Regions from separate parts of the Mus musculus genome. Here regions 2, 3 and 4 are each linked to region 1. Evidence: chromatin loops called from intact Hi-C (ENCODE). Cell type or tissue: left cerebral cortex. All regions are shown on one strand.

Evidence for each region. A loop is a pair of places that touch in the nucleus more often than their neighbours do. Peaks named below come from ENCODE experiments on the same cell type or tissue, not always from the same donor. Only the 100,000 strongest peaks of a DNase experiment are listed, where the experiment ranks them.
Region 2: it touches region 1 in a loop (3-fold over the local background); 20 of 42 quality-filtered maps call a loop at or near these places.
Region 3: it touches region 1 in a loop (4-fold over the local background); 5 of 42 quality-filtered maps call a loop at or near these places.
Region 4: a loop joins it to region 1, with 4 times the contacts of the local background. A loop is called at or near these places in 2 of 42 quality-filtered maps.

The regions. Positions count from the first base shown.
Region 1 is chr13:75,794,296-75,802,295 of GRCm38, reverse strand. No RefSeq gene overlaps it. Among named protein-coding and RNA genes, the nearest start is that of Glrx, 42 kb to the left of the region's middle. In left cerebral cortex, a CTCF peak has its summit at 4,241 (motif pointing right); DNase peaks (open chromatin) are centred at 3,507, 3,730, 4,274, 4,755 and 1 more place; H3K4me3 peaks cover 489 bases; H3K27ac peaks cover 657 bases.
Region 2 is chr13:75,703,432-75,711,431 of GRCm38, reverse strand. Ell2 (elongation factor for RNA polymerase II 2) reads right to left here and starts at 3,948. Exons shown (of 12, transcript NM_138953.2): 1 at 3,635-3,948. The coding sequence starts at 3,781. 1700037F03Rik (a long non-coding RNA gene) reads left to right here and starts at 4,275. Exons shown (of 3, transcript XR_873683.1): 1 at 4,275-4,353. In left cerebral cortex, CTCF peaks have their summits at 2,331, 3,423 (motif pointing right) and 4,035 (motif pointing right); DNase peaks (open chromatin) are centred at 3,010, 3,042, 4,008, 6,153 and 3 more places; H3K4me3 peaks cover 4,412 bases; H3K27ac peaks cover 3,845 bases.
Region 3 is chr13:76,018,088-76,026,087 of GRCm38, reverse strand. It overlaps Rfesd (Rieske (Fe-S) domain containing), which reads left to right and starts at 7,526. Exons shown (of 4, transcript NM_178916.5): 1 at 7,526-8,000. Gm52035 (a long non-coding RNA gene) reads left to right here. Exons shown (of 3, transcript XR_003950562.1): 2 at 214-291; 3 at 4,435-4,737. It also overlaps the pseudogene Gm4165. In left cerebral cortex, CTCF peaks have their summits at 4,083 and 7,351; DNase peaks (open chromatin) are centred at 4,087, 6,842 and 7,426; H3K4me3 peaks cover 1,292 bases; H3K27ac peaks cover 1,403 bases.
Region 4 is chr13:74,634,479-74,642,478 of GRCm38, reverse strand. It overlaps Erap1 (endoplasmic reticulum aminopeptidase 1), which reads right to left and starts at 2,626. Exons shown (of 19, transcript NM_030711.5): 1 at 2,586-2,626. In left cerebral cortex, CTCF peaks have their summits at 1,600 (motif pointing left) and 3,412 (motif pointing left); DNase peaks (open chromatin) are centred at 2,294, 2,605 and 3,374; H3K4me3 peaks cover 1,623 bases; H3K27ac peaks cover 799 bases.

The sequences.
Region 1 (8,000 bases):
ATCCCAATTGAAGTGGGGGAGGCAAAATTGTCCCTGCCTTGGAAGGATGCATAAAGCAACACTCATGCACACTAGAGCCCCACCCTCACATCAGCAGCCTACACACACACACACACACACACAGCCACATCCTCACTGCAGTAGCCTACACATACTAGTATTTTCTCCGTGCCTTGTGAGGTGAGTAGTGTTTCAGCAGTTGTCACTATTTCCTGGCACATGCCAGTATGAGAGATGCCCACACAGGCTGACGTACAGAGAGCTTTTTACTTCTCGACAGTCCAACTGTAGATGCTCTGAACTGTGCCTCTTATACTCAAATCTTTAATCTGGTCCCCTTTCTTACAGTATGAGGCAACAACAGGCTTGTAGTTTACACAGAAGACTAAAGTGACATGCTTAAAGCCACCTTTATTTTGTTTATAAGGCTGCCCAAGTTCCTGTTTTGTTTAGAAAAGCAGATGATGAAACGTGAGTCTGTTCCTGGCTCAGAGATTAGTCAACTAAATAGGATTTTAAAACTTTTATTTTTACCTGATTGATAAAGCAATATACAGATAAATGTAGCATCTAGAAAAATAGAATAACAAATAAATAAAAAAAAACCCCAACATTCAAAATGTGGTTACTTTTTAGGTAAGAAAAGTTTAAAAAATGCCTTTTTAGAACAATTTTAGATTTATAGCAAAATTATGTGAATAAGAGTAGGGTATACTTGTTACATTATCAGGCTTGTGGGGGTGTGGCTCTGTTGCTGGGGAAGAGGGCTGGTTCTTTAGTTTGCAGGCAGCCTGGGATAGAGTCCTAGCATTGAATGAAACAGGTATGAGGGCACACAAAACCCATTGACAGACTTTATAGTACATGTTGGATGGTTTCACCACTTACCTTCTCTGCTTCAGATCTTACACTAGTATCCATCTGTCTACAATGTCTCTTTTGGTTTTGCATGAGCCTAAAAGAAGCCCACTTTTGTGTTATTGCCCCCTTTCTCTACATATTTAAAACTTCTACAAACTAGGATGTACCATTTTCCTAATGTTAGACATTCAGATATTCACTTATCATGTAGGAAAATTTAAAATTAATTTCTGGAAATAACTTTCCAGGTTCTTGGAAGAACTGGGGGTTAGTTTGGAAATAAACTGTGTGGTATAGTATCCTGGATGCCATCTCCTGGACAAAGGCTATCTATGACTTGCCTGGAGGATGGGCCTCACCAGAGGCAGCCAGGACAAGGCTGGGGACAAGCTGATGTGGAGTTAACTCTTCCTTGCTCCTGTGGGAAGAGCCAGCACATTTATGCCTCTTTCTCCGACACTCAAGGCTGAGCTGTGGAATGGATGGGGTAAAGCTTAGCAGCCACAGGGCTGGGAGGGCCTCACGGCAGCTACTCTTCTACACTGCAGTACCATTCCAGCGCTGTGGCACCGGTGCTGCCACATTACAGTGAGACACCTTCCCCTTCCCCCTGCAAAGCCTTTAGAGCAGTGGTTCTTAACCTGTGGTTCTCGATGCCCCCCTCCCCTTGGGTTCACATATCAGATAATCTGTATATTATCAGTATACAGATAATATAACAATAACGAAATTACATTTATGAAGTAGTAACAAAATAATGTTATGTTTGAGAGTTACCACAATATGAAGGTCATAGCATTAGGGAGGTTGAGAACCACAGTTTTAGAGTCTAAAGTTTAGACCCACACCTGGCACCTGGCACTTGTTTGTTTTTTCTGCTGTTAGGGACTCTTGGCTTCAGGGGGAACCCAGGCCTACTGCTGGCAGGAGTGAGCTAGATCTGTGAAAACAGATGTTGACAAATATATCATCTGTGGTGACCCAGCAAATTCAAACTGCCTCCTGGAGTCTGCAAACTATGCCAGTCTGTATAGACGGTTTCACTAGATGGCAAACGATTGCAAAGACCATGTTCCTTTGCCATGTCTCATGTACATGCGGCCCAATCCTGTGACAGTAACAGAACCATGTGTGTTGTGGAATGGATGGGGTAAAGCTTAGCAGCCACAGGGCTGGGAGGGCCTCACAGCAGCTACTGGTCTACACTGCAGTGCTATTCCAGTGCTATGGCACCAGTGCTGCCACATTACAGTGAGACACGTTCAAGTCCAGAGCTCTCAAGTGCTATGCCCACTCCAGTGAAGTCTGCCTGTCGGGGTTGAAAAGCCTGGAGGCAGTCGCGAGGCAAAGAGTTTCAAGGAAATTCAGCCTCCTGGAACCTTGGCATTCTCATAGCCCGTATACTCAAACCCGATCCCCACGTTAGTATGGTGTATGCTCTCTTTCAGTATTGATTCATTATAAGTGCCTTTAAAGGTTGAATTTTGACATAGGTGAGCCTCTGCCAGTGTTCCAAATCCTTGAAGCTGACAATCTTGGAATTCAGTAGGAATTCAGTAAGAATGATACCTATTCAGTAACATTCAAATTCACTTCTAGTAGAGATGGTGAAACTAATTACAAAGAATGGAGCTAGGATAGCTCAGGGCTGGTCTGCAGAGTGATTACTTAGGACAGTAGCCAGTCTCACCCAAACAAGGGAATATACAAAGGCCTAGTGAATAGGTGAGTTATCCATCAAAGAGTTAGGGAATCCCCCTGGGACCAGTTTCTTCACTAGGCCCAAAGGAACAGCATAATCAAGTTTTTACTAAGAACCCCTAGTGGTGGGCTTAACAATAGACTGGCATTACACCTGGCTCCATTCTAAGTGGTAAACAGCGGCCTGGTCCCCGCCATCTTTTGATGTATAGATTCCTTTTGTTTTGTGTCACTGTAATTCAGCAGATATGTCCTGCCTGGCTTTTCTTGTTTTTTCTTCTGTATAAAAAAGTCTGTTTTTCGTTTGGACATTATACTCAGATTCAACATACTCTCTCGTGTCGTGTCTGTTTGTCACCCCACTCCTTCGCCCACCTGCAACCAGAGACCCGTTCCTCGCAGATAGGAGACCCAAAAAAGAGGTCCATCTGTGGCACTCAAGGCCGATCCAGCCTCATCTGGCTTGTTACCTATGCTGTGTACTTCCATGTGACAGGGGCAGAGGCAGAATCTATAACACGTTTTCCTGGCCTGCTCCAGCTGCCTAAGGTCGAGCCCAGCCAGCAGTGTTCCTTGTCTGTCCACTGGAGGCAGGTTTGTCACCATATCCCTGCAAGCCACTGTGAAAAGCCTTGTTTGCTTTTGCCCTAGAGTCCAGCCAGTCCCCTGACCTCTAACCCAGAACTATTTGTTCCAGGCGTTCCTCAGTCTGACATTCTAGTTGAAAACAAAGCCAAAAAAAAAAAAAACCCAAACCAAAAAAACCCAACAAACAAACAAACCTACCATCTTCCAATCATCCCTCTATATTTGGGGGTCAGATGAGCTGGTTACCTTTATGGTCTAGAGGGAATGAGTCAGTTAGCGTTTAAGCAAGAAGCAACATCTGCTGTAGTTCAGAGGCTGGCAGAGCACCAACGGCTGGGAAACTGTAGGAAGCAAGAGACCTGGCCAGAGTTCTTTAGTCCTATGCTGTGTGTCCATGAATGCCTAGGCCAGTTCCTCCTCCAACAGATATTTTGTCTCATGTTAGAAACCTTCTCTGTAGCATCTGGCCAAAACCTAAACCTATTGCTGGCCAGAGTTTTCTGAGACCCACTTCCAGCCTCAGAAATAGTTGAGGCTTGATGTCAGACTTGTCATAGCTGGCTGGGTTTTGCTTCATTTCCTCTTCCTAACAGTTGCTCAGCCAGTCTTTATTTGCATGTGGGCAAAGACTTTGGTAAAGAAAGGAGGAGCCTTGTTAGCTGCCGTCTCACTCATGGCTAAGTCATGAGTAATTCTACTAGCAGAGCTAGTATTTGATACCCCTTACTCCTTTCTGCTTATACAGAAAGGTGAGGGATTATATAGGATTATTTATGAGTTTCTGTTAATTGTAAAATTTAGTACAAATCCAGCAATGAGGGTAGTGATGGTCACTTTTTCTATTTGTTCAGAGATCATGTACAATCTTGTACCCTTTACATAACACATATACACCTTGAATACACATGTGCATATGTGCTTGCCACACCACATTCTATAACAAGGAAAGGACCTCGAGGAATGGTTTGGATAGAGGGTATGTATTTCTGCTAGTGTTCCTGGCAGGCCTTGCAGTCAGGCCTGGCTGCTAGCAGTCTCAAAGCTCACAGAATTCAGAGACCATCCACTCCAGGCTGCTGCTTATCCCACACTATCCAGCAGATGGCGCTGCACGCCGCACTGTCGCACCTGTCTGCCTTGGCTGTCAGGAAGTCAGAGTTACTACTGTGCAGTCAGGAAGTGGGTCTGCTCTCACTGAGCAGCGGTGGCTTACGCAAACCATGACTCATGGGTTTGACGAGGGCCTTTGTCAGAAGCAATGAGATCTGACCGTCACCACCCAATGGAAAGCAAAGTGCCTAGCTGGCCGGAGATCATGGTTGCTCACCGTTGATGCCTGGCTTTTTCAGGCAGCATGAGTTCATGCGGAATTTCAGAACCTGGCTGTGACTGATTCACTTTCTGTAAACGAGGGTCACCATTTCCACTTCCTCCGCTTGGGCTATTATTTGAACTTCGAGGTCAGCAACTGTTCTGGTGCTTACCGGAGGCTTTTGAGTATTTCATAAGTACTATTTCTTTCCTCTTCTTAAAAGTTTACTTTGCGATAAGGTCTCAGTATGTAAGCCTACCTTCTTGGAACTGGCTATGTAGATCAGTCTGACATCCAGTCCACCCGCCTCTGTTTCCTGAGTGCTGGGATTAAAGGCACATCTCACCACCCACTCATCGCAGCAACATTTAGCACAGATCTGAAGTATGAAATTGTTATCTCTCAGCCCTTCAAAAGTGGGTTAGTCTCAAATATCATACTGCTCTGCTTTTGCCTGGAGGGCAGGAGAGTAACCTCCATAGAATGCCTGAAACTTGGATGGTATTAAACTCTATACACACCGTTTTACTATATATATACATATATATCTTATCATATATGTGGCTGTATCTTTTGTAGTTTGTGAAGCCATAGAAAGTTAGTTCAGACTTCTTCTTTTCCTTTTTTTTTTTTTATTTTATTGTTAGAAGATCTTAGCAGCTCCAACATAATTCTTTTATTAGTGGAGACTTTTATCCTGTCTTATACATTTTTTGCTTGTTTGTTTGTTTTGTTTTTCGAGACAGGGTAGACCAGGCTGGCCTTGAACTCGGAAATCCACCTGCCTCTGCTTCCCGAGCGCTGGGATGAAAGGCGTGTGCCACCATGCCCGACTCTGTCTAATACATTTTATAGCTCATCTTTGGTGTACCTGACTTGTACCTGTTGTCTTATACATTGTGGTCTGTAATTGAGTTAGGGTGAATTGAACACAGTCAAGGACTTCATCCTCTGACTAGTGGGTAGTGGCATATACAGTGGATGCAATGGCCTGGATGACTCATACAATAGACTGGACCCTATGGGAAGGATGAGATGGCATCATACTCAGCGCTAAGGGCATGTATACCATCTTACATCATACTCAGCGCTATGGGCATGTATACCATCTCACAACTTAAGAACGGTTTATTTCTAGAATTTTCTATCTCATACTTTGGGAATGTTGTTAAGGCTAACGAAAATAAGACAGTGAATAAAAGGCAGTGGCGATCTAGTGTTTACATGTACATGTATTTGTATAGAAATTCATGTGAAACTTTTGAAAATTCTTGTGGCAGGAAGCCCCAGAGGGGATGGCTTATGGGGACAGTGATGACTGCGCCAGGTGTGTTGATGACTGGAGTCAACCTGTTCTAAAGAGTCTGCCAGAACTGGATTAATGTGCAAAAGACACAAGTTGTAGTTAGACACAGAGAAGCAACAAAGCCAGAAGGGCTCCTAGTGTTGAGGCAATGATCCAGAAGGGGGCTAGGTAGCAGGAGCCAGCCTGTCAGGGGTTACAGCACCTCAGGACTCAGCTTTGGGAGGTAGTGGCTGGGGGTTAGACTCAGGTAGATGTCCTGTGGTTAGTGATTCTCTTCCATGCCTCCCTTTATAGCTCTGTCTCTGTTCCTGAAGTTCCTCTACTTATATTTGAGGGGGAAAAACACCCTCAAGAACTTCCCCAAACTCCATTTCTAATTCTGTTTAACTTTTCTCTCAGGAGTTTTCTGCTCAGCCTACAACCGTTTCCAACTTGTAAAACCCCATATCTCATTTGCCTTCAAACACTCTTTTATAGAAATTGTGTGTGTGTGTGTGTGTGTGTGTGTGTGTGTGAGAGAGAGAGAGAGAGAGAGAGAGAGAGAGAGAGAGAACACATGTGCTCTGCTATACAGTTTTTGGTCCTTTTGTGTTTTCACATAGGAAAAGAATAATCTTTGGGGACAGGAGCCTTCTTTCTTGTGGTCTCTCTTGAGCCTTCTCCTTGGCCTTACAGTGTGGGCTGTGCAGGTACCTTGCTTAGGTCTTTAATGGAGTTGGGTGTGAACTGAGGGCAGGGGTGAATACACACACTGGGCTCACACAGACACAAGAATATGATATCTCATGTGAGCAACCAATCAAGCAAACACATAAGCAAAACACTAACATTTTGTAAAAACAAGCCCAACAGATTTAGCTTTGTCCTACTAAACTCTTCTTTGCCCTGGAGTGCACAAGGAAAATAATGCCCGTGTATATAAGGTATTGCTGTGCATGTGTGCAGTGTTACGAAGAGGTTGGCTCTTCTAACCTTTTCTTCCTCAGTAAAAGGAACATTGGAGTTGAAGAAAATGAGAGAGCGCTGGTTCTCTCTGAGCGTGTGTTGGAATATCCTTTGTATAAGAGGGGGAATGCAGACTAAGGCCCTAACACTATGCTATGACTGTCCCAGACATGGGGCACTGGTGACCAGTGAGGCTGAGGAAGAGAACAGCCATTGTCAGTATACACATACTTCCATGTATATTCATGGTTCATCTGTCAGTTTACGATGCAGCAGTTCTCAACCAGTGGGTTGCAACCCCCAAAAGACCATTGGAAAACACAGCTAATTTACATTATGTTTCATAAAGGGAGCAAAATTATACTTATGAATGAAGTAGCTATGAAAGCAATTTTATGGTTGGCAGTTACCAAATGAGGAACTATTAAGAACCACTGTTTTAAAGGGCTTTTGTTTGAGAAAAAAATACTTATTTTACTTATGTGTTTGTGTCTTCATGTGGATATAGCACACATGAGTTCAGTTGCTTGCAGAGGCCAGAAGAGGGGTTCAGATTTCATTAAGTTGGAATGACAGGCAGTTGTGAAATGCCTGATATGGGTCCTGAGAACTAACTTGGACTCTGGAAGACCAGCAAGTGCTCTTAACCACTGAGCCCTGTGTAACACATCTTAATCTGACTTTGGTAGGTTTCAGTGACTCCAGTGAGCTTGGGTAAATTCCTGAGTGCTTGTATGTGTACCAGCCATGCGCCTTAGGCCACCTTAAATAATGCCTTCAAACTTCTGCCTCCCAAGCCTTTGTAGAGAGACAGGGAATACCGTTTTCAAGTCTAAAATGTGTTTCATTGCCTTTTCTAGAGTCACCAAGGTTAGGTCCCACTTACAAGTCAAGATAGTCTGTGACCACAGTTGGTCTGTGACCACAGTTCCCAGCTCTCAGGTGAGGGTTTTATACCCCTGAACAGTTATTTCCAAAGAATTCCATATTCCTGCAGGTCAGCTAAGAGAAAGGCTAGCAATTGCTTCATGTTCTTAGGCTGATTGAGTTTATGTAATTAGAGGACTGTCAGCCAGACTTTTTGTTATGCACGCCCCTCCCCTTCCTGAGAACTCTTTGCACAATGGAGACTTCCTGTCTACATCTTCACAGTCTAATTCTCTATGGTTGCTCAAGTATTTGTGGCCATGTTTTACTGACTCATGCTCAGATGTCACTGGTAAAAACTGATGACTGTTGAGTGAAAAGTCAGCAAGGAAAGTCCAGAACTTGCCCCCAAGCCTGCCT
Region 2 (8,000 bases), 91 kb after region 1:
AAAACTGGTTCCATATTCCAGGTGTGTGAAAAGCGACTGTCAGCAGACATGCCCTCCACCTGTGCCTCTTGGCATCCCATGCCCATTTACAATCTATCTTCAGATCTCTTCTCTAAAAACTGCAAATTTGAAACAATGAAGAATTGAGATTTGAAGAAAAGCAAAATTTCAGTATCTCCATCAGATTCTGTTTTGATAAACCCTGAGAACTTAGTGTGTTTACTTAATGATTATCCACAGAATTATATAATTTGCCTAAATCATAGCTTATATATTCCTAACTCTCGGTGAACCTTTATGTTAAATGGTTATTTAAAAGAATAAATGAAACAGAAAAAATAATATGGACAAAATAACTCCTGATGCTCAATTTAGCAAATAAAGTTAACACTTTAGGCCCTTAGAAAATTCTTAAAAATTCATCATTTCTTCATAAGCCAAAGCTTCTTGGTAGCCATTTGTCACCAAGGACCCTACTCTATTAGCACAGACATGGTAAGAACAGTTTTATGTAAGAAAAGAAAACCATCCCCAGTCCAGATAAGTCCTCAAAAGCTGAACCACCCCAAAGCTTTCTCTCATCTAGCACAAGCCGACACTCTCAAACAGCAGTTACAATTTAAAGTCACAAATCCTGCTTCTAATGATGGAAAGTTTAAAAAAAAAAAAAAGACCAATGCGTTTCCACTGGAGAATAAAAGGGTTCAGGGTTCAGGCAGATGCCCACTGCTAGCAACTGTTACTGGGTCAGCCCTGGTCTGGATGAACCAGGAAAGGTACCCAGGCATGCCCACAGGTTTATGCTACCTATTCCAGAGTACCCTGATTTAACTTCTTCCCATGTCCCTACAAGGTTGTGATTTTCATCCTAAGTTAGACTCGATTCCGAAGCCTCTTAACAAGTGTTTTTATTAAAATAAATAAATAAATAAATAAATAAAACCCCCCAGAAAACCCCAAAGTATAGCTTAAGTGACCCAACTAAGGACAGGAGCTGGTTAACTGAGAGCAACGCAATGTCTAAAGAAAAGGCTGAGTCAGCTCGTTCAACCCCACCCACCCGCAGCATGCCACATTTAGAAAAATGGAGACCCAGGGACTGATTCAATGTACTAATTTATATGCCAGCAGTGGAAAATGGGTGAAGACAGGAACAGGGACTAAGAACAGTTCAGAATAAAGCCACGGACTTCAGTAATTAAAACAAGCAACATTAAAACAGCATCTAAGCAGAGAGTTGACAGAGAAACAAGATTTGATATTCTGTCTCTGTTAAAATAATGACATATAAACAGAGGTGAGCTGGGCACTCTAACCTTAATTCCAAGTATGAAAACACCAGACAGAAATGAAGGCCATACAAAGATAAGAAAACAAACTCCCTTTCAGGGCCCCATTGGACACTGGGGTCGGGGGTGGTCTGTCACTTCAGTTATCCTGGGCAGCACCTTCTCTTTTCTTTAAGTGGACCTCTTCACCAATTCCCTGAACCAGTGTATGGTGAAATATCCCTGTTTAACTGTACAGTTTGCCTTTTGTTTCCTAAAGGGGGTGATCCCCATCCCCGCCCCGAACCCTCAGAGTTAACTTTCTACACCACTCTAACTCAGCCTCAGCCTTTCCATATCCCCAGGTCTGTTCTGTTGTCTTTTAATTGGGGGCTTGGCTCCTCTTCTTCCTCTCCTTATGTCCCCTTACCTCACTTCTTCCCACTGTCATTGCTTCCTATGCCCCTGGAACCCACAACCTTATCTCTCCATCTTGCAGGGCTGAGTTTCTCTGTCAGCCTTGGCCCCCCTGCCTTCCTGCCTGGCTTTCCCCAGATGGGCCTCCCACTTCATGCTGGTACTGGCCTCTTTCTTGCTTGTGAACCTGTCTGGAGAGTAGCTACTAGCACATTCAGTTTTGCTATTTGGATCTTTGTGTCTTTATTGGTGGCTCTACACTGCTCTCCAAGCCTTATTTGAGGTCTTCTCCCTGGGTGGAAGGTCTGTTTCTCCATATACTTGCACTCCTCCCTGTTGGCTTCCCCTTAATCTCCACAAAACGTGTCATTACTTTCCACCATATGCTTCTCTGTGCATAACACGTGCCCAATCAATTCTTTGGGAGCCTCTGAGAGCATATGATCTGGATCTTTCCTTTTCTGTCAGGTGAACTCATATACTCCCAAGATGTACACAACTGTTTATGTTCTCTCTGTGTGTGCATGTGTGTGGGAGCTTCTGGAAGCTCTGCTGGCCCAGGTTTCTGCTTCTCACGATGGCTCTGCCTAAGACTATTTTTCTCTGTATGCATTTAAAGTGCCTGGCACTAGTAGGAGCTCAACAGATGTTAGTTCTTTTTCCACTTTTATCTAAGTATGTGAGGTCCGAGTCCCTCTGTGCCTGTTTTATGAGACATATTGGAATATATTCTTTAGTAGGCACTGAACTTCTTGTTAGAAAATCCTGTGGGGTGTAGCTGTTTGTTTCTTTTCTCTGAACAAAATGCCCCTGGCTCTTCCATATGGTATAGTCTTTCCCTTCGACAACATGTCCACTTTCGTCTCCCTACTCCCCCACCCCCTTTTACATGCCCATAATCGGCTTCCTTATACCCCCATCTGGTTAAATTGTCATTACGGTGCCTTTCTGTGCGAAAGTTCCTGGGTTTGGACTCCAGCTACAGGGTATGTGCCTTGGAGCCTCTTCCTCTAGTGGAGTCAAGCGCTCAGAGTATGGGATGAGGCGGAGACCACAGGTTTCTCTCTCTGGGGCCCAGGAAAAGAGCAGAATCTCATCCAGTCAGCCGTCTGTCTCCCCACAACCTTCGGGCTCGCTCCTCGCCAACAGACAGCGAGCCAGCACAGGACGCGGAGCGCCTTTCGGCTACGCGGAGCTTCTGAGAATTCCTTTCCCCAGACCCGGCCGTCTTGTTTCAGGCTCTAGTTGATTTTGAGTCTTCTGGTGTCTCTCCCGGAGATGAGGTGTCGGTTTGCGGCCACTCGGTATGCGGTGTGTCTCCGGGAACCCAACCCACAGAGCTGGAGTCCCCGAGTCCCCGAGAGTGCAAGGTGTGTCCCCCTCCCCCTCCTCGCAGCGCCAGTGTCCCGGCCTTCCCGAGTACACCATGTACACTCTCGCCTGCAATAGGGGTGCCAGTGTCTCCGAGTCCCTGAGAGTACTAGTTATGTCTTCACCCCCACGGAGTGCCGCTGCCCCTCGCTCAGCGACTCAGCCATCCCTCCGCGTTTCCCAGAAAACTCTGACCGCTCGCGGCCTCCGACCCTCGCTTCTTTACTGGTAGCTCCGTGCGCCCCCTCCGAGGGTAAGGCGATCGCCACACTTCTCTCCCAAAGGACCCGGTTCCTCCTCCGGACCAAACAAGCCAGAAACCCCGCGGGCGGCTGTCGGAAAGTCCCGCAGCGGCCGCGCAGCCCCGGCCAGGCCGACCCCGCCACAAGGGGCCGCCCGCCCGCGCCCTCGATCCAGAGGCCCCGGACCGCGGCGTCGGCGCCCGCGGCTGGCCTCGTTCCCTTCGGCGGGTGCGGAGGCAGCAGCGGGAGCCAGCGCCCCACCGGCGCGGCGCCAGGCGCCCGGCAGAAAGATCAGTGGCCGCCGCCTCCCCGAGCGCTGCCCGGCCGGCCGCTCACCTTGTGGCTCTGGTAAGTCTCCAGCGCCCGGATCGCCGTCTCGGTGAGCTTCACATGCAGCACGGTGATGTTGTCCTGCCCCAGCCGCCCGCACGCCAGCCCGTACCGCTGCTCCTCCCGCAGTCCCGCAGCCCCCCCCGCCGCCATCTTAAACTCCCCGGGGTGCCACCGCGGACGCCGCTCGGGCTCCAGCCTCCACTGCGGCCGCGGCTGCTCGGGCTCCTGCAGCCGCCGCCACAGCTACGGCCATCCCGCTGCTGACGTACTGTCATATACTGCGCGCAGCTAGACCTCGGGCTTCCACAGCTGCGGGCCGCCCCACCCTCGAGCCCGCACCCCGCCCTGGACTCTGTTCATTGGTCTGAATCCCCACAGAGCCTCCCTCATTGGCTGCTCTTCACCTCAAGGGGGCGGGGCCCAAAGTCGCAGGAGTTTTGCTCTCAGGACGGGACGTCCGACAGAGGAGAGGTTGACGTCGGGGTGACGCGTCGAGTTAATCTTATCTGACGTCATGTCTCGTCTTGGCTCTCCTGCGGCGATTGGCTGGACCGATTTGGGGCAGAACCCTGCTAATTGGGTGTCAAGGTTACCAAGTGAGCCTAAGTCGGAGCCCCGCCCCTTGAGAGGTAATAGTGGACCGAACACATAGGTCAACCTGTTCTTGCGGTACGAAGTGAAGATCCCCATTCGGTAGGGGTGAAGGCAGGACAGATGACCAAGTACGGATTTTGTTTCCTGACAGCTGCACAAGCTTTGGGTCTTGATATGCTCTGTGGTGCAGACACCGTAGGCTGTCTCAAGAGAGCTTTTCCTTAAAAGGAAGTTCAGTACTGGGGTGGCACAAAGGTTTATTTATTTGTTTGTTTGTTTGTTTGTTTGTTTATTTTTAATTCCAGACTTGAAATTACCAAGTCAGCTGTAGTCTTCAGTAGTTGTGTGAGACTGTGTGGAAAACTTAAGCACAAAATTATACCAGTGCATTAAATGTGTTTTGAGTGGTGGTCATGATACAATAAATAGAGTTGGACCTTAGAGTCTTTCAAAATCAACTCATACATGTATGTGACTTCAAAGGAATAGAATATGCACTGGAGCTCATCATATGATCAGGGTTATGCCTTTTTATGGGTCATGGGGAAACCATACTGTTCGGGGTTTCTTCTTTCAAAGGCCCTTGAAGAGTATAACTGACCTTGAGGTAGGTAAAAAGAAACAATGATACCACCCATTCTCTGAGTCTTCTTTGAGATCTGTGTCTTTCATTGGTTTTATTTAGGCTAGGAGGTCTTACTGAGTTTAAATGGAGGAGGTAGAGGCCAAAGTGTAAGGAGGCTTGGCTTAGTTTCCACTTCAGTTTACACTGTGTGTGGGCATGGCTAAAGGAGGGTGCCTACAGCAATCCTCTTTAAGCTGTGTGCGGATAGACTAGATAGGTTTCCCCTGAGAAGGTCAATTAATTGGCTGATCAGAAACACAAGACAAAAAGCAAACAATTGCCAAGTTGAGGCTGGGAGATTGACTGTGGAAGGTAGGTTCTAGGCCCGCCTGGGCTTCAAACCAAGCCCTGTCTCAGAAAACAAGAGCAAAAACTAAACAAACAAACAAACAAGTGAAAGATTTAAAAGCAGGGATAGGCACTCTGTACAAATATCCCTTTTTGGCCGGGCGTGGTGGCACATGCCTTTAATCCCAGCACTCGGGAGGCAGAGGCAGGCAGATTTCTGAGTTCAAGGCCAGCCTAGTCTACAAAGTGAGTTCCAGGACAGCCAGAGCTATACAGAGAAACCCTGTCTCGAAAAACCAAAAAAAAAAAAAAAAAAGAAGATATCCCTTTTTGTTTTAAAAATCGAGACATTCATTATTGTAAAGCCCTACCATCGTCTTTCTGGATTTTTTTTTTTTTTATAGATATTTACATGGTATTTTTCTAGCTTTTAAATACAATTTGGGCTATAATTGCCTTTAATTCTATATTCACCCCACACCTTAGTAAATCCCCCCTTTTCCAGACCCTCAAGCATTCTATGAATGCTTGCTATGAAAGTCTCAGAAGGAATTCTTTCTGTAGTGTGGTTATTAAATAAAAGTCTGAGTATCAAGTCTAGTTTCATCAGATCACTTTGTAGCTTGTCCTGATTTCAGCCCACTGGTATGAGTTCTGTTAACCCATGGTTTCCACCTATTACTTTAGTGTTCGTATAGTGCCAGTTCACTTAAATTCATTGAATAAGGAAATTAAGGCAATAACAAGGGGGTGAATTAAGAAATGTACTTTTACAGGGCAAAATAAAAGCTTCATGTTTCATAAAACATGAAATATACCTGACTCAAATATCTAAATGAAATATAGTCTGGAGAACACTTCTGTGTGAACCTTTCTTGTTTTCTTTCCTTCTCTAGGGAAGAACTTAACACATATCTAACGCCTTAGTTATTTGGGGGCGGAGTGAAGATGGAAATGGGGGGGTTTGCTCGAACAAGTTAAGCCTGTATCCCACTGCTTTTCCGGTGAGGGTGGGTAAATCCCCACCCACAGGACATCCTAACTTAGTCTCCTCTTACTAAGAATTCTGATGACAGCCAAAGGCTGGGGGAGTTTTGAAACGTCTTATTTCTTTCCCCTTTTCTAGTAGAAGATTATTATCTTCATTTTAGGTAAAATTTTCTCACACCTTATTTTATTGGGAATCAAATCTTTATTAATGGCTAATATGATGGTGTAGCAAATTAATGTTTATTTGCATTATTTTTCCCTTTTGAGCTTCTCAACTGGGCATGGAAACAATCTTCATACATGCCAGAGTAGCACTGCCCAACAGAAATTTTGATTGATTATGCTGATACAAGCCAGATGGTCAGTTTGTGCTGTCCATAAGAATAGTTTGAAGGAGGCTGATGAAAGTCACCCTTTGGGAGGCTTACCACTGTATACATGTTTTCTGTATCTTTGTTCAGGTTCAGTTTAAATGATTAGTCATTGAATGCCAGATAAGTGTAACATTGTGGAAAATTTAAATATTCAACGTTATGGTTTCCAGGGGGAGTTTTCTGTATAAATGTGAATGAACCAACACACAGCAAAGCAATTAGAGAATTAGTAGATGCTAATTTGGATATGTTGGTGATGAGCTTTAAAAAATGCAAAAAAAAAAAAGTCTAGAAGTTTTTGTGGAGGTAGGTCTCTTGAAGGCCAAGTGAATTCTTGATAAGTTGAGTGATACAGATGGAGAGATATCAATACTAATTATTGTAATAATCACTCTAAACAAACTCACTCATTTTCTGAATGAGGAATCAGAGACCCTGTTAATTTAAAAGGAACCTGCCTAACTTATTATAATTGGAAGAGGTGAGTCTGAGTCAGCTTTTTAACCTAGCACCTATATACACTGAATAGATATTGTTGTCTTTCACAATTACAAAGGGAAATAGTGTGAGGCAGGACCTACCGTGGCTCTGATGTATACTTGTGGAGTTCATAGAGAGGCTGCTTGAACATTAAGAAATATCGTGGCCTTCAGATGTGCCGTCACCCCTCATCTCTGGTTGCTACATATTTAGCAACCATTTCAGATGTCTCTGACATCTTCAGGAACCATGTGATACCAAAATAAGTGAAACAGATCAAAATGTCATAGCGATGGTGCTACTAGGTTATGATGAGTTGGAGGTATTTAAAAACCTGATAATTTCTTGGTTCAGATTAAGTGATCTCGTCCAGTATTGCCAGATTTAATTTTTAGCATAGCTAGTAGACAATAACATTTATATGAAACCTTTGATTTTTATTAGCATTTAGCCAAACATTTTAATGTATAGTAACAAGCTTGCTTATCCTAGCACTTGAGAGGATGAGGCAGGAGAATTAAGAGTTCAAGACCAGGTTGGACAAGTGTAGGGGTTGTTTGATAATTTCTTGTTAGGAAGTATTAGAGATAGAGTGCTATATAGATTTAAAAAAACAACCAAAAAAAAAAAAACCTAAACTGAAATGGGGTTCAGCAAATATCTTGTATTTCTGTAGATTGTATGTTTATCTAGGAAAGGCTTAAGAGTGGTACTTATATAGATGTTGGGAAGGGAGGTTGAGTCTTTCTGTAACCATATATACAAAGAAGACCCAAGACTAATAGTTTTCTGGAATAGACTGCCCATCACTGCAGTTTTTCAGGTACCAGTTCCATTCTCGCTCTTGTATACTAGGATACTGGGATTGGTTAGTGCATATCCTGGCAGAGGCAACCCCTGCTTTTTCCCACAGGCTAACCTTTTCTGACCATCTTTTTCTACAGTTAGTCTCCAAGATTCTTTGCTCATTTTAGGGCAGTCTGACTCTTTTTAAAATATTTGATCTAGGTAGATGTAG
Region 3 (8,000 bases), 220 kb before region 1:
AGAAGTTGCTTAGGCTTGTGACCAGTGTCTGAAAATAACCTGGAAGAAAGAAAAGAAAAAGCTACTATCTTTTGAATTAGAACTTGGGAAGGGGCAGGTTTAACAGTACTGTGGCAGAAACTAACCACGCAGGCTCATGGAGAGGGACTTGTGGGAAGTAAAAGCATATTCTTTTCATTAAATACGTAATTATTCCTTTCACCTTCTTATCAGATTTTCAGTGGGGCGAGCCTCTGGACAGGTGATGAGCAGGCACACCCAGTTGGATTAACTTTAACAGAAGAGACAAACGTAAGTAGTGTCTTAACCTTCAAAGCAGATTACAATCCAATGTTTCTGCCCAAGGCCAAATGTAGAACTCAGAATTCATTCTTTTGACTGTGAGAAAATAGTTTTCCCTTGCTGAGCCTCAACAAAGTCCCAATATCTCTCCCTCTTCATATGGTATTTTAAATCTTGAGGGGCAGTTGTGATATTTTCCTTTCTAGTGTTACCAGGGAAATAGAAGATAGACTGAAACTGTCCATGAGAGAGGGTGTCCATCTTCAATGGCCTCCAAGATTGTTAATCCCTTTAACACTCTCCCTAAGAGCTGAAACTGAAATGATTTAAGAGATGGGTTGAAATTGGAGTATAGAAGGTTTGAGGGATGATGCTGGGCCTTGGAAGGTGGTCATGAGAACTCAGGTAGTTGGAATTAGGTTGCAGCAGGAGCATCTGAGTGTATATGGACTGTGAACAGAAGGAGATAAAATTAAGCTTGCAGCTGAATACACAGGTTGCAACTATAACATCACTACTAAGAGTCTAACAGCTACAACTCTTTCCCACCCCAAAAACCCTGAGATCCAACTGCAAGGCTGCTCACCAAAAGGAGTGGGCATCTGGCTCTCACTCACATTTAGCTTCCAGGAAGCTGTGTGAAAGTAGATGAAAAATTTAAAAACAAGCAAACAAACAAACAGACTTAGAACTAGAACACCCAGATACCACTTTGGGCATTTCTGGCTTCTAGTCAATACAGAACAAAGAACATACCTGACGAAGAACAAGAATAGAACTGTGTGTTTTCAAGGTCTCTGCCTGGCTGATTCATTAATTTAATCTTAAGGAACCCAAAGAAACATGGCATCTAAATATAGTCTTGGTTCTGAACTGGGTTTCAGAATTAGATGATAGGAAGGAATCCTAGCTAACTTCCTGATTTTATGATGTAGAAAGTATCTTTGTGTTCAGGAACTGCACTCTAAACCCTAGGGACTGATGAGGCCTCGGAACGGGAACTCTACCCTGGAAAGGTTCCAGGCATGGAGGAAACTGGAAACCTAAGTTCTATTAACATCACTACTTCTAATAACAGCACATGCTACTCTACCCACTGTTGTCTAAAAGTCCAGCGTACTGAAAGACAGCCTTTCTATAGTCTCAATTTAGCTGTGTCTGGTCTCCAAGGTCTTTGTCTTTTTGGTCTTTCTTCATTTGCTGAGAGTGTAGATGGCAGGCATTCTGGGCACTGCTGGTCAGGAAGCAGCAGCTTATATTTAGAGGCCCTTTACTGGAACTCCTTAGCTTTGTGTGCATTTGCTAAACCAGGCTTGGTACTGAAAACTTGCTACAGACCCAGTGCAAAACCCCTGGTGAACTCCTGTGTTTCACCATCTCCTATTGTGAACTGTGTATTGATTGCTGAATGTTAGGTCACAAATTTTACCAGAAACAACAAAATATGTTTCACCTGCTCACTTCTAGGCTGTTAGCAAGACTCTTTAAATGCATGTTTAACCGCCCCAATTAAGATGTTTATGATTAAATGAAGCTTTCGTTGTTCTCTTTCCTTCTATTCTCAACTGGTTCTCTCAGACAGAAAAGAAAGTTGATATGGTTTTACCAAAGTGCAACAGAAATAAAAATAATGATATCTACAAGATGCTCTCAGTAGCTAAAAGATGAAGGACAGTTACCCAAGGGTATTTCCGGAAACAGATCTGAACAAAACTGGTTTTGGCTTAACTGTGAGGATGATGTCAAGGGACAAAGGAGTCTTCTCATGAGCAGTCAGAGAGTATTCTTAACTCCAGCAATGAAAGCACAGAATGTGCAATGTGCCTGCTAAAGGAAGCCTGCTAAGAATTGGCACTCAGAATTTTTATTGGAATCCATAAATTTGTACTTTTTTGTCCCCTCTGTCTCCTTATGTAACAATATTGACTTTCTCCAGGCTTATGGTAGAGACCTAGGTATTCTTAGCATAATGTCTCTTTACATAGGTGACCAGAGATGACTGTCCCTAAAAAAGTTCATCTTGCTAGCTTCACCCTTGGCTGATGTTTTGGAAGTTGCCAAGCTGAAAATTAATATTTTAATTTTGAAAATTATGGAATTGGATATAAATAAGAGATATCAGATTAGACTATGCCAAATTACAATCATAAACAACCCCAACTTTTCGGTTCCTGTGGTTATCACTCCACTGTCAATTTGATTAGACTGAGAAGTGCCTACCAGATTAGTAGAGTCTACCTACAAGAAAGTCTCTAAGAAAGAGTTCTGAAATCCTGGGATCATACTGGTAGGACCTAAAGAGTTGATGAACTCCTTGATGACACCATACTAAGAGACCTTGTTGGGAAATGGGTGAAAAAAGCATGTACCTGCCGTGTGCACTTTATTGTTACTCCTCACTGAATTCCCCTCCTCTCTGATTGCCGTCTGCCAAATACTAAGGAACAACCTCCATAACACAGGCTTAGGGTCCACACCTCTGGTGGCCATGCACCATGCACTGCACCTTCTGAAATCAGAGCTAAAAGAGAGCCTTCCTTCCTCCCGTCTTTCCTCCTCCTTCTCTCCATCCTTCCCTTCCTTCTTTCCTTCTTTCCCTTCTTCCTCCCTTCTTCCCTTCCTTCCTCCCTTTCTCACTATGTTGTTCTGTTGAATATTTTGTCAGAACAGGCAGAAAACTAACCAATCTGGTCCCTCAATACAACAAAAGTTTATTTTTCATCAAAATCACATGCCTTTTGAAGTTTGATGGGAGTTGGTGAATTGTGGTATGAGGCAGAAATGGAGAAGCATGCAATCTTTGTTACCTAGGTTACTTGGGGACTCAGGTTGGTGGGGTTCCTAAATCTGTAGTGTCTGTCCTTCATTCTTGTGACAGGTAAAGGGGAAACTGCTAGGGTCTCCTAAAATAAGCTTTTCTCTTTTGGTCTAGGGATGCACACTGCATTTTCAGTCACAACTGTATGATTAGCTTGTAAGCAGGGTTGTAAGTTTGTGAGATTTTGAGTGAATACCACTGTTTCTGCCATGGTACCCGGGGGAAAATGTGAAGTGTGAGGAAAAGATAATGGTTTGGGAATCACAGTAGATATGATGCATTGAAGTATACTGTGCAGTTTTGAAGGAGAATCCCCCCCCTCATATATTTGAGTACTTGGTACCTGGTTGTTGGAACTACTTGGGAAGGATTAGGAATTGTGGTGTTGATGGATGTGTGTCACTGGAGGAATGGAGTGAGCTTTGAGGTTTCAAAAGACTTATGAGATTTCTAGTGTCCCCTCCCTGTCTCTGTCTCCTACTCTCAGATCAAGATAATGAGCTTTCAACCTCCTGCCTCCACCCCTTTGCTCCTGCATCGTGAACTTTCACCCTCTAAAACTAAACCAAATTAAATGTGTTCATTTATAACCTGGCTTGGTCTTGGTGTTTTATACAGAATAGAAAAGTAACACAGTAAGACAGATATCCTTATTTTTTGTGCATCTGCGTGGTTTGCATCAATAGTTTGTTTTGAGTTAGTAGGAAATTCAGACTGGTGAATATTTTTCAAATCTCCCTGTAGTAGGAGGTAGTAGAGTAGCAATCAACCTCCACCGGCTCACAAAACTACTGATGATAGCGTTTAAATTATCTAAGGGGAGGGGTGTGGTACCTGGAAAATCAGCTTAAAAGCTGCCTGCTCCTCAGTACAGAGGGTTTGGACTCCCCAAAGTTCAGAAGAGATCCTTGAAACTGCCCCAGAATACAGGATACAGAGGAAAAGCCACTGTGTTCTGATTTCACAAGCACCACTGGGTGTCACTAGTAGACTAAACTTAGAAATTCTAGTGAGTAACAACCACAAAAGAAAAAAAATACCCCACAAAGATGGGAAAAAATGTAAATCATGCCCAAGAAGTAGAAAGTGCCTCAAGATGGCCATAGGCAGCACTTAGATGGGGCAGTAGGAGCTGCGAGTTCTACTCAGCTGTAAAGACTTTTACCCAGACTTAAGGGTGCGCTACTACCTACTGGATATGGTGGTGCATACATGACTTTGTGTGCTCACCTGGACAGTAGAGAGAGGTGATTTATTCTATTACCCATTACAGCTTTCCCATCACTTAATATTAATACTTTCATAAAGATAAAGAAAAGTTTCTCTTTATATAGGTGTGTTTACTGGAGTGTGGAGTTGCAAACAGACTGAAGGACAATGGATCTAAAATATATATCCTTTTAAAATGTCAGATTGTGGACTGATGAGATGGCTCAGTGGTTAAGGACACTCACAGATCCTCTAGGGAATCTGGGTACAATTCCTAACATCCACATGGAAGCTCCCAACATCTTTAACTACAGTCCCAAGGAATTAAATGTCCTCTTTTGACCTCCTCAGGAATCAGGAATACATATAGTGCACTGACATGCATGTAAACAAAAGACTCATACAGATAAAATGAATTAAAAAAATAAAGATGTCAGATTAGGCTAAGCAAAAAAAAAAAACAAAAAAAAACAAAAACAAAAACAAAAACATTTCTAAATGAAATTCTTGTTTAATCATTTGGTGACACAAGCTATATCTGTGCTGTGCTCCATGTGTCACAAACAGAGACAGGGCCTGGAGAGAGCATTTTCTAGGAGCTTGTGCAGAGGACTCAGGTTCAATCCTCAGCACACATATGGTAGCTTACAAACACTTTTAATTCTAGTTTCAGAGGCTCTAATGCCCTCTTCTGACCTCTGACGGTGCCTACATGCCTATGGGTCACATATATATGTATATATACATACAGGTACACAAACAGACCCATAAAATAAATATTTTTAGAAATCAAGACTGCTTATAGATATAGCAAATATTATTTCAGTCTTTAATACTTTTTAAAGTGATACTTACCCTGTGTTTGATCAATGACGAAAAGGAACATTGTGGTGGTTTGAATATGATTGGCCCAGGGAGTGTCACTCTTAGGAGGTGTGGTCTTGTTGGAGTAGGTGTGGCCTTGTTGGAGGAAGTGTGTTTTTGTAGGTGTGGCCTTTAAGACCCTTGTCATAGCTGGTTAGAAGCCAGTCTTCTCCTGTCTACCTTTAGAAGAACATGTAAAACACTCAGCTCCTCCAGGCCCTTGCCTGCCTAGACACTGCCATGTTCCTGCCTTGATGATAATGGACTGAACCTCTGAACCTGTAAGCCAGCCGCAGTTAGGTGCTCTTTATAAGAGTTGTCTTGGTCATAGTGTCTGTTCACAACAGTAAACCCCTATCCAAGACAAACATTGTTCTATAAAATATCACTGGTTATCCTAAAACTATATAGTGAACAGAATAGTATGAAGGAAACTAACACTGAGCTATTATTCTGGACTTCTCTGTGTTTTACTTGTTGGGGCTCATTTTGTAAATATTTGGATAAGCCAGATATGATGGCACACACCTGTGAGTGCTGTGACTTGAGAAAACTTGGAGGGTGATTTGAGAGAATCATTTGAGCTCACAAGTCTGAGATCAACCTGGATAACACAGCAAAACTTTGTCTTGAAAGAAAAAAAATGTATGCAACACACCAGGATAAGTGAACAAGACCCCTGAGTCTCAGGTCCCCAGTCCTTTGGGGCACTGAAATCACTGTGTTAGTATGTTAAATACAGATTTCAACGTCCAATTTTGGATTCACAGTGTAATAATTTTGGAAGTTAGTGATCCTGTGAACATGATGAACATGCCTAGGGTCCACCAGATATTCTGTAAGAAATATGGAAAGGACCAACCCCACAAGGTGACACAGTACAAGAAGGACAAGGATTCTTTGTAAGCAGCGTTATGACAGGAAACAAAGTGACTATGGTGGACAAACTAAGCCTATTTTCCGCAAAAAGGCTTCTACAAAGAAGATTGTGCTGAGACTGGAGTGCATTGAGCCCAACTGCAGATCTAAGAGGATGCTGGCTATTAAGAGATGTGAGCATTTTGAATTGTGAGGCGACAAGAAGAGAAAGGGCCAAGTGATCCAGTTCTAAGCTGATTTTGTTATGAATAAAATCTTGACCTTTCACTCCCTCTGATTGCAGTTGGTCTTTCTGGGAGGGAAAAAATGAAAAGCTTTCAGAAATTAAAAAACAAAAATATATATTGAATCCTTTCTAAGATTTTTACTTCATTGATCTGGTATACTGGGCAAAGTTGCTTTGTTATTGTTTTTTGGTTTTGTTTGTTTTAATTCCTAGGCAGATCTAAAGCCTAGCCAAGATTATGAGCTATTGAATCAAAGGATCATTAATTTTAAAAAATCCTTATTATTCTGTGTGAGCAGGGACATGCATGCTACAGCATAGTTTGTTAAGTCAGTTCCTACATCATTAAATGAGCTCTGGGCTACAACTCAGGCTGTCCCGTTTACAAGCACCCTTACTCCATGAATCATCTTGCTGGCCTCTTTTTTCTTTTTTCTTTTTTTAAAGCAGGGTGTCTGTGCTGCCCAACACTTGGGTTCAAGTGATCAACTTCAGCCCGGGTTGTGGGCTCTATAAGAGCTTGCCACGTGCCAGTTTACAGAGAATGCTTGCAAACCAGTAAGACTCATTTAGCTTGCACCTCTGAGCATAAGTATGGGGAGTTCTTATTGTGTTGCTCTTAATGTAACACTGAAAGAGAAATTGAAAGTGAAAACACACCATCTCCCCTTAAATCTAGTAATTTTTAAAAGCTTTGGTATACACAAATACTTAACCTATTTGTATCTCAAGCAATGAGTTATTTGTGTTAAAGAGAGCATATTACACATGGGAGCCTGTATGGTGTAGTGTATGGAATTGGACCTTTGGGTATACAGTATATGGCTGTAAAGTTTTCCCATGTTCTAGGTATTATTTCGCTTAGGGATGAGATTGCTGAGTGCATTTAAAATTTGGATAAATTTAGAGTGAGTCCGATTATCGTTCTTTGAAAAAAGAAAAGAGAAAGAAAATGATGCACCTACTCATATCCCACAAGAGCTAGAAAAATTCCACAAACAGGACAGCAGCCTGATGGAGGGACGGGAGGGGAGCCAGTACTTCCTAGCACGTGACCCCTGCCCCGCCTCCTCACAAACTCGCGTCGCGCAGGCGCAGGACGCAGGGGCTGCGGGAGCTGGGTGTTGAGGGCGGGGCGAGGACCCCAGCACAGTAAGTTAGGTTCTCGCGGTGCGGGAATTGGGTGAGGGGAGCGGGGCGGAGATTTCTGGCACGCTGCTGCTTCCGGTCGGACACCGCCCGGGCCTGCACTTCCTGCGTCCGCTGGCAGCGGTTCCGAGTCCTCGGGTGTCTGAGCAGGGAGCGTTTGGACCCTCGTGGACTGGCATTGGCAAGAGCCTCAGTGAACTGTTCGCCTTGACAGTTGGGCCACAGCCGGGACCTGCAGCCATTTAAATAGGCTTTTCCGCACTTGTGCCATAAACTATGAAAGCGAATCCTTCTGACGTCCCACGCACCCCAAATATTCTCCTGGGATGGCCGTCGGGACGACTGCTGGTTGCCGTGCTGTCCCTAGCGCCGCTCAATCTAGCAGCTGCGGCCTGTCTTCTTAGCAAATAAAACTGGTTTGAGAACTGCTAAAGCCATGGGGGTGGCTACCAGCCTTGCTGCGCTTCCTGCGGTTGCACCCAGCTGTATAGAGTAGAGGTGCCTTAACGTGGTTGTCCTCTGCACACCCTATGATACAGGCCTCTTAGGAAGCAGTCCGGGATTCAGACGCTG
Region 4 (8,000 bases), 1.2 Mb after region 1:
ATTCCCTTCCCTCAATACTTTTCTCCTATCTTTCAAGGTTCAATTCAAATAAGGCATCCCTAAGAATCCTTCCTGGAATATTCCAGACACAAGAAAACACTTCTTTGACCTTTCCCAGTACTTTCTGTGTCCCCCTCATGGCATTTTCCTAGCCCTGCTTCATAATGCTCTCATTAGTGCATTTATTCCTATACTTTTGCACTGGAGACTGCTGGAAAGCAATAATGCAATGGTCTTTAGATTCCCACACAGCACCTACATGAGAGGGGCTTGATAAAACCCAGTGCAGTGAGAGGTATTTCACTGTTAAAATTCTTTGGCTAATCCTAACCAATCTTAGGTCATGTTCTAGTATGTTTAGCTCTGGTATTACAATAAAGAATTGAAAGCAAAAAGCAGGAAGCCTAGGGATAAGTTTGCAAGGGAGTGGGACTACTCTGTATTTAGGATGAGCTAGAAGTTGGGGTAGGAGAGAGAACAGTTATTAAGAAAGACTACAAGAATGTCTAGAATGAATATCAAATAGGGATCAGTGTCTTTTATTGAACTAGAAAAGCCTAGAAGTACAATTGTTAAATATTAGAACTTGACAATAGCTCTGCTATATTACCTCAACCTTCATTTTGTAGCTCTTAACCTTAACTTGACCTATTATTGTTCCTTGCCCTGGTAAAACCAATTTGTTATTGTGCTGTGTCAGGAACCTCATGGACTTTAGAGATCCCCTAGGCTAGATAGCCTAAACGTTGCAAAGGTTGTAAATGCGCCTGTTTGTTTTTTCCCATATAAAAACTGCTTCTGGGGACTGTCTGAAGTCACAGTTCTGGATCCTGACTCCTCACTGAATCCTTTAGTAAAATCAGTCTTGGAGTGTTCGTTCAATAAACCAACCATACCTGAATGGAACTGGTGTCTCAGTGGTACCTGGAACACAATAACTTGAAAAGGAAGAAAGAATTGTGGGTTCATTTATTAACATGTAAAACTTTGATGTCTGAAAGAAGACTCCCAAATAAAATTTCTAGGAGGACTCTTAGCACAGATATAATAATGTCATACCACTCCAGGCTTTGTTTTAAGTTTAAGAACGTTGTAAAATACTTTCCTTTTTCATGTGATGAAACTGAAGTTATCCTCTGTTAAGTTAGGCTCTATCACCTAACTTAGCTCAAGCCAGAGAGTCTGCTGCCATTTTAGAAATCTTATTTAAGCTGTATGTGGAGATTCTGACTCCTCATGGTCCTCAGGGAAGTTAAAGGTAATTGTTTGGATGATTTCCCACTTGTATTAGGACTGAATGTAAAACAATCTCAGCAACACATAAGCTTTCAAACAGCCCCCAGGATAATCCAACTTCTGTTAACATGCACTGAAAATGGCTCGTCACTTCTAACAAAGTATTTCAATGCAGAATTAAAACTATGTAAATATACTAGAATTTTCCTCTTGGGGCCACCTTAAAAAGCTGCTGATTCAAGGTACATTTCCAAATCTGATCAGGAAAGGGGTGGAGGGGGCTGGTGAGATGGCTCAGTGGGTAAGAGCACCAGACTGCTCTTCTGAAGGTCCGGAGTTCAAATCCCAGCAACCACATGGTGGCTCACAACCATCCGTAACAAGATCTGATGCCCTCTTCTGGTGTGTCTGAAGACAGCTACAGTGTACTTACATATAATAAATAAATCTAAAAAAAAAAAAAAAAAAAAAAAAAAAAAAACCTATGGCAGGAAAGGGGTGGAGGTGGGAGCTTTGACAACTGTGGCCAATTTTAAAAAGGTTTTAAATTATTGACCATATATGGAGCTGACAGGAATTCTGGCTTTCTAAAGAAAACACAGTTTGTCTTTCCAAACCCGGGTTACCCAAAGAACCATCAATAAAAGTTTAAACAAAGTGTGTTCTCTTGGTCCTTCCCTTCCTCTTAGGAAATTAACCATTCTAGCAACATAACAGAAAAGGCACTCATTTTGCTCAAACAAGTTCAAATAAAGCTTTCTCTATAATGGCCTCATGTAGCCTTGGGGGGCGGGATCCAGATAGTGATCAGGAGCGGGAGGGGGAGGGAGAGGGGAGCGGGAGAGGGAGGGGGAGAGGGACCGAGTTGGGAGTGGGGCCCGGTTTGCAGGGAGTACAGGCGGAAGAGAGGGAGCCTTCCGGACACTCTGTGCCCTCCCCAGCGCTTCTTCGCTTTCTCTGGGAATACTCTCAAGGTGTTCTCCACAGGCCGCTCCCTAGGTCCGCCCAGTCCTCCCTGGTCGCCATTAGGCTTTAGTGGGATGGACCGCTGGCCAGTCTCCAGCAGCTAGGCGGCTCGTGGTCAGCTCCTGCCAGTGACTCACTCGAGCCAGCGAGTACGCCGGCCCGGCAGCCTCGGCTTTCTCCGGGCCGGGCCGGCCAGCAGCGCCCTGCCGGGGCTTCACGCTCCTCGGCGTGCTCAGACTCCTGCTCCCGATCCTCCGCGCCCGTCCTGCGCACTTGAGCCCGGGCCTCCACCGGGGTCGGTTAGCCAGAGCCCACCCTCAGCTGCCCACAGCCCTGTACCGTGCGGGCCCAGTCCTCCACCGGGCCAGGCCGAGACTCCTCACCTTCATCACAGCCGCCAGTCTGGCCGCCCGGGACCGAAAGTGAAAGTGAAGGTGGACCGGCAGGGCACGTGGGGCTGAGGGTGAAGTGAACCTGCTAAGGCGCTAAAAGAGAGCAAGCCTAAGGGATCTAGCCAGGGCTTCGGGAACTCAAAGTTAGGGACCCTGATAGGGAATGCATTCTCCAGGACTGGCAGAGCACCAGGCAGGGAGGCGCACCCATCAAAACGTGGACTTTTTTCTCCTCCACATCTCGTGGTGTATTTGTTTTGTTTGCTAACTTCACTAACGGAAGAAATGCAGCAATGTGCAAAGGTAGTGCTCAAAATGGCATTGGCCTGCCAACTTGGAAGGACACCTATTGGATGCAGATGTTTTCATCTGAGAGCCCTGCCCCACCCCCAAAAGATTCAACCTGGGAAGTCAAATTCTGAGTGCTCTGGGGATTTTCTGTTCAGTGTAGGTACCTTATATGCTGGGGGGGGGGGGGGGGAGATTAGAGGTGGCCCCCAGAACTTCCCTACCCCTAATAAGGAAAAGACACTACACTACAGAGGATTGCTATTTATTTATTTATTTTTGGTTTTTCAACACAGGATTTCTCTGTGCAGCCCTAGCTGTCTTGAAACAGCCCTAGCTGTAGATCAGTCTGACCTCGTACTTGCCGATCCGCCTGGAGAGCCGGGATCAAAGGCGTGTGCTACCGCTGCCAGGCAAGGTTAGATGGCTTAGTGGTTAAGAACCCGCTGCTCTTTCAGAGTTCATTTGTTCAATTCCCAAGAAACTATAGGGTGGCTCACGACCATCTAGAAAGGAATCTGATGCCCTCTTCTGGCAGGTAGGTGAACATGCAGCACTCCTACATTTAAATAAATAAATTTAAAGCCAGTTTTACACAGAAGTAATCAAACACACATTCTAGTTCCTGTCCAAATATTATCCTGGCTGTTCCCCAGTTTGCTTAGGCCTAGTTCTCAGTGTCCTGCCCTTTGAGAACTTGGCATCCAAGCCTCTGAGCATTATTTCTCAACACTGTTTTCAATGCTTGTTTTTGCAAAAACTATGTACCACCAGGGACATTTTTTTTTCTTACAAAGGAAAACATTTAATTGGGGGCTGGGTTACAGTTTCAGAGGTTTAGTCCATTATCAGCATGGTGAGAAGTATGGAATGGTGCAGGCAGACTTGTGCTGGAGGAACCAAGCGTTATATTTGATCCGAATGTAGCCAGAAGAATACTCAGATTCTACACTGTTCAGAGCTTGAGCATTGGTTAGCTCAAAGCCCAACTCCACAGTGATGGACTTCCTCTAACAAGGCCACACCTCTTCATAGTGCCACTCCCTATGGGCCAAGCATAGAAACACATCAGTCTATGAGGGCTAAACTTATTCAAACTAGCACATTTATGCACAACATAAACTAGGCCTGATTAAGGTGGATAATATAATATCCTTTCTCCCACCCCAAGAGATAAAGCATCATATATAGTCCAGCCTGGACTGAATTCATGGGCTACCTACTTCAGCCTTCAGAGTAGTTGGTACTGTGGTATATACCAACCACTACATCCTGAAATCTTTGTGTCCTTGTGGCCTACCAACAACTAAACTACTAAAATACATAGTGCATCTATGGAACAGTACTAAAAATAAAACCCAGCTCCCTGTAATTTTCAGTCACCTTTTAAGAAACTGAGCCAAGCAATCCTAAAAATCGCATTCTTAGCAGCTACTTGTGGCATATGTCTTTTGGGTAGCATATGCCTCTAATCTCAGCCTGGAGGGGAGGAAAACCACCATGAATTCTAGTCTCAAAACAAAACAAAATACTTGAGCAGCAATAAAGCTCTGAGCTTGAATAACATCAGCTGATGGTATGTGGTAGACAACAGGTCCTTACTAGTCCTTTAATGTGATTTGCTGCACATCCCTGTGATGATGGCTGGTAGGGGAGGGCCTAGAAGATCAGCCAAATTCCAAAAGGGGCTAAATCTTAAAGAAGATGCAAATGGGAACTACAGAAATAGCTCAGAGATTAAGAGTACTGACTGCGTCTCTAAAGGACTCCAGTTCAACTCTTAGCATCCACATGGCAGCTCACAGGGAGACTCAAAAAAAAAACTGTGGCCAGGAGGTGTTGGTGCACACCTTTAATCCCAGCACTTGGGAGGCAGAGGCAGGTAGATCTCTGAGTTTGAGACCAGCCTGGTCTGTAGAGCCAGCGAGTTCTAGGACTGCCAAGGCTACACACAGAGAATCCCTGCCTCAAAAGACCAAAAACAACAACAACAACAACTGATTTGACTGTGCGATGGTGGCTCATGCCTTTAATGCTAGCACACAACAAGCAGAGAAAAGCAAGTCTCCATGAGTCCCAAACCAGCCTGGTCTACATAGAGAGTGTTCCAGGATAGCCTAGGCTACATACTATTCAGCCCCACAATATTTCTAATTATTTACTTCTTTAATGTTTATGCAGCTGAGACTGAACCTGGAATCTTGTGTGTGCTAAGCCCACACTTTACTACTTCCTACATTGCAGCTGTCCATCATTTATATCAGTGCCTGAGACTCCCAATTTGGGGGTCCTCTACAAACATCTGTAGATACGGCAAGTAGTTCCATTTCTAGATATAAAACAAAGACCTAGATTCTTTAGCCACACCTCCTACTTCTTGTTAAAGCCTGACTCTGTCAATCTGACTTTCTATCCTGTTGTTTTAGATTAGAAGCCTATGACAATTGAGAATGTGAATTGACCTACAGTATGGTTCCAGCTAGGTGTACTCCTGGAATTTTCTCTAGCATCTTCAAGTTTCGACTATTTTAAAGCACATGGGTTTTTTTTTGGGGGGGGGGTTGTTTGTTTGTTTGTTTTTTGGGGTTTTTTTATTTTTTGTTTGTTTTTTGTTGTTGTTTTTAAGATTTATTTATTTATTGAACATTTTAAATAGGATATTTTATTTATTTTTATTTCATATGTTATTCCCTTTCCCATTTCTCTGCAAACCCCTTATCACATCTTCCTTTACTCTGCTTCTATGAGGGTGCTCCCCCACCCACCCTCACCACCCTAGCTTTCCTCTACACTGGGGCATCAAGCCTTCACAGGACCAAGGGCCTCTCCTCCCACTGATGCCAGATAAGACCCCTTCAGCTCCTTCAGTCCTTCCCCTAATTCCTCCACTGAGGTTCCTGTGCTCAGTCGATGGTTAACTACTAGCATCCGCATCTGTATCGGTCAGGATCTGACAGCCTCTCAGGAGACAGCTGTATCAGGTTCCTGTTAGCAAGCACTTCTTATCATCCACAATAGTGTCTGGGTTTGGAGTGTGCATGAAGGATGGATTCCCCAGGCTGGATGGCCTTTCCTTTAGTCTCTGTCCACTGTTTGTCCTTGTATTTCCTTTAAACAGGAGCAATTCTGGGTTAAAATTTTAGAGATGGGTGGGTGGCCCTATCCCTCAACCAGGGGGGTCATGCCTAAACTTTGGATATGGTCTCAACAGGTTCTCCCTCCCCTTTGTGGGGTATTTCAGCTAATGTCATCACCTTGGGGTCCTAGGAGGCTCTTGCTTTCCTGGCATCTGGGACTTTCTGGTTGCTACCCCCAGCTCCCCAGCTCCCATTGCTACACACCTCTCTTCAATTTCCTGACCCTCTGTACATCTCCTGTATTTCCTGCCATACCTGATTCTTCCCCTATTTTCCCCTCCCTCTCCTCTCTTCCTGCCAAGACCCTCCCACCCTCTACTTCCCTTGATTATTTTGTTTCCCCTTCAAAGTAGAACTAAGCATCCACTCTTTGGTCTTCCTTCTTCTTCAGCTTCATGTGGTCTGTGAGTTGTATCATGGGTCATCTTTGTATATTTTTCCTTTGATGAATATGAAATGTCCTTCTGTCTTAGTCAGGTTTTCTATTCCTGCACAAACATCATGACCAAAATGCAGTTGGGGAGGAAAGGGTTTATTCAGCTTACACTTCCATACTGCTGTTCATCACCAAAGGAAGTCAGGACTAGAACTCAAGCAGGTCAGGAAGCAGGAGCTGATGCAGAGCCATGGAGGGATGTTAACTTACTGGCTTGCCTCCCCTGGCTTGCTCAGCCTGCTCTCTTATAGAACCAAGACTACCAGCCCAGAGATTGCACCACCCACAAGGGGACCTCCCCCCTTGATCACTAATTGAGAAAATGCCTTACAGATGAATCTTGTGGAGGCATTTCCCCAACTAAAGCTCCTTTCTCTGTGATAACTCAAGCCTATGTCAAGTTGACACAAAACTAGCCAGTACAATTGATCCCTTGTCAACTTGTCATATAAACACATCACTAGTAAGCCTCAACCCTTATTATCTTATTCATCCCCAAGATCTAAATAACTTTAAAAGTCTTTGCAAATTCTTAAAATTTCAATCCCTTTAAAATATCCAATCTCTTTTAAAATCCAAAGTCTTTTTATAATTAAAGGTCTCTTAACTGTGGACTCCACTAAAATACTTCCTTCAAGAGGGAAAAAATATCAGGGCACAGTAACAATCAAAAGCAAAATCAAACTCTAACTGTCAAATGTCTGGGATCCACTCACCATCTTCTGGATTCCTCCAAGGGCTTGGGTCACTTTTCCAGCTCTGCCCTTTGTAACACACACCTTGTCTTCTTGGCTCCAGCTGCCTGTACTCCACTGCTGCCTCTGTTCTTGGTGGTCATCTCATGGTACTGGCATTTCCAAAACACTGCTGTCTTCTACTATAACTAGGCTTCACCAACAGCCTCTCATGGTGTCAAGCCTCTGCCCCTTTGCATGACCCCTTCAGTCCTGGGCCATCAATTGCAACTGAGGCTGTACCTTCACCAATGTCCTTCCATGGCCTCTCACAGTGCCAAGCCTCAGCTGCTCTCCATGAACCCTTCATGCCTTCAAAATCAGTACCACCTGGGTGACACTTATACATTACCAAGTCCTGCTGCAGCACAAGGTACAACCTTGGCTATCTCTGGAATACAGTCTCTAAGTGCTCTCAGGAAACACCAGAAGATTTCACTTCAATGATGCTGGTCTCATCTTAATCACCACTACTTTCTTAGCTCCAGTTACCCAGTCACAGTAATGCAAAGTTTTTGCTTTAGTAGTTCTGGTATCTTGTTAATCACAGCTGATTCTTCAGCTAACAAGAACCACAGAATCTTCATAATCAAAACATGGCCCTGATAAGCATTTTAATTTTCCCTCTGAAATTTCAGAAGCCAGGCCTCCATCGTCTGCACTGTTCTCAACATTATCTTCCAAGCTTCTACACAACATCCTACAGAGCTCTTAACACTAAATGGATCTTCTAGCCAAAAGAACCAAAGTCCTTCCACAGTCCTTCCCAAAACATGGTCAGGTTGTCACAGGAATACCCCACAATGCTGGT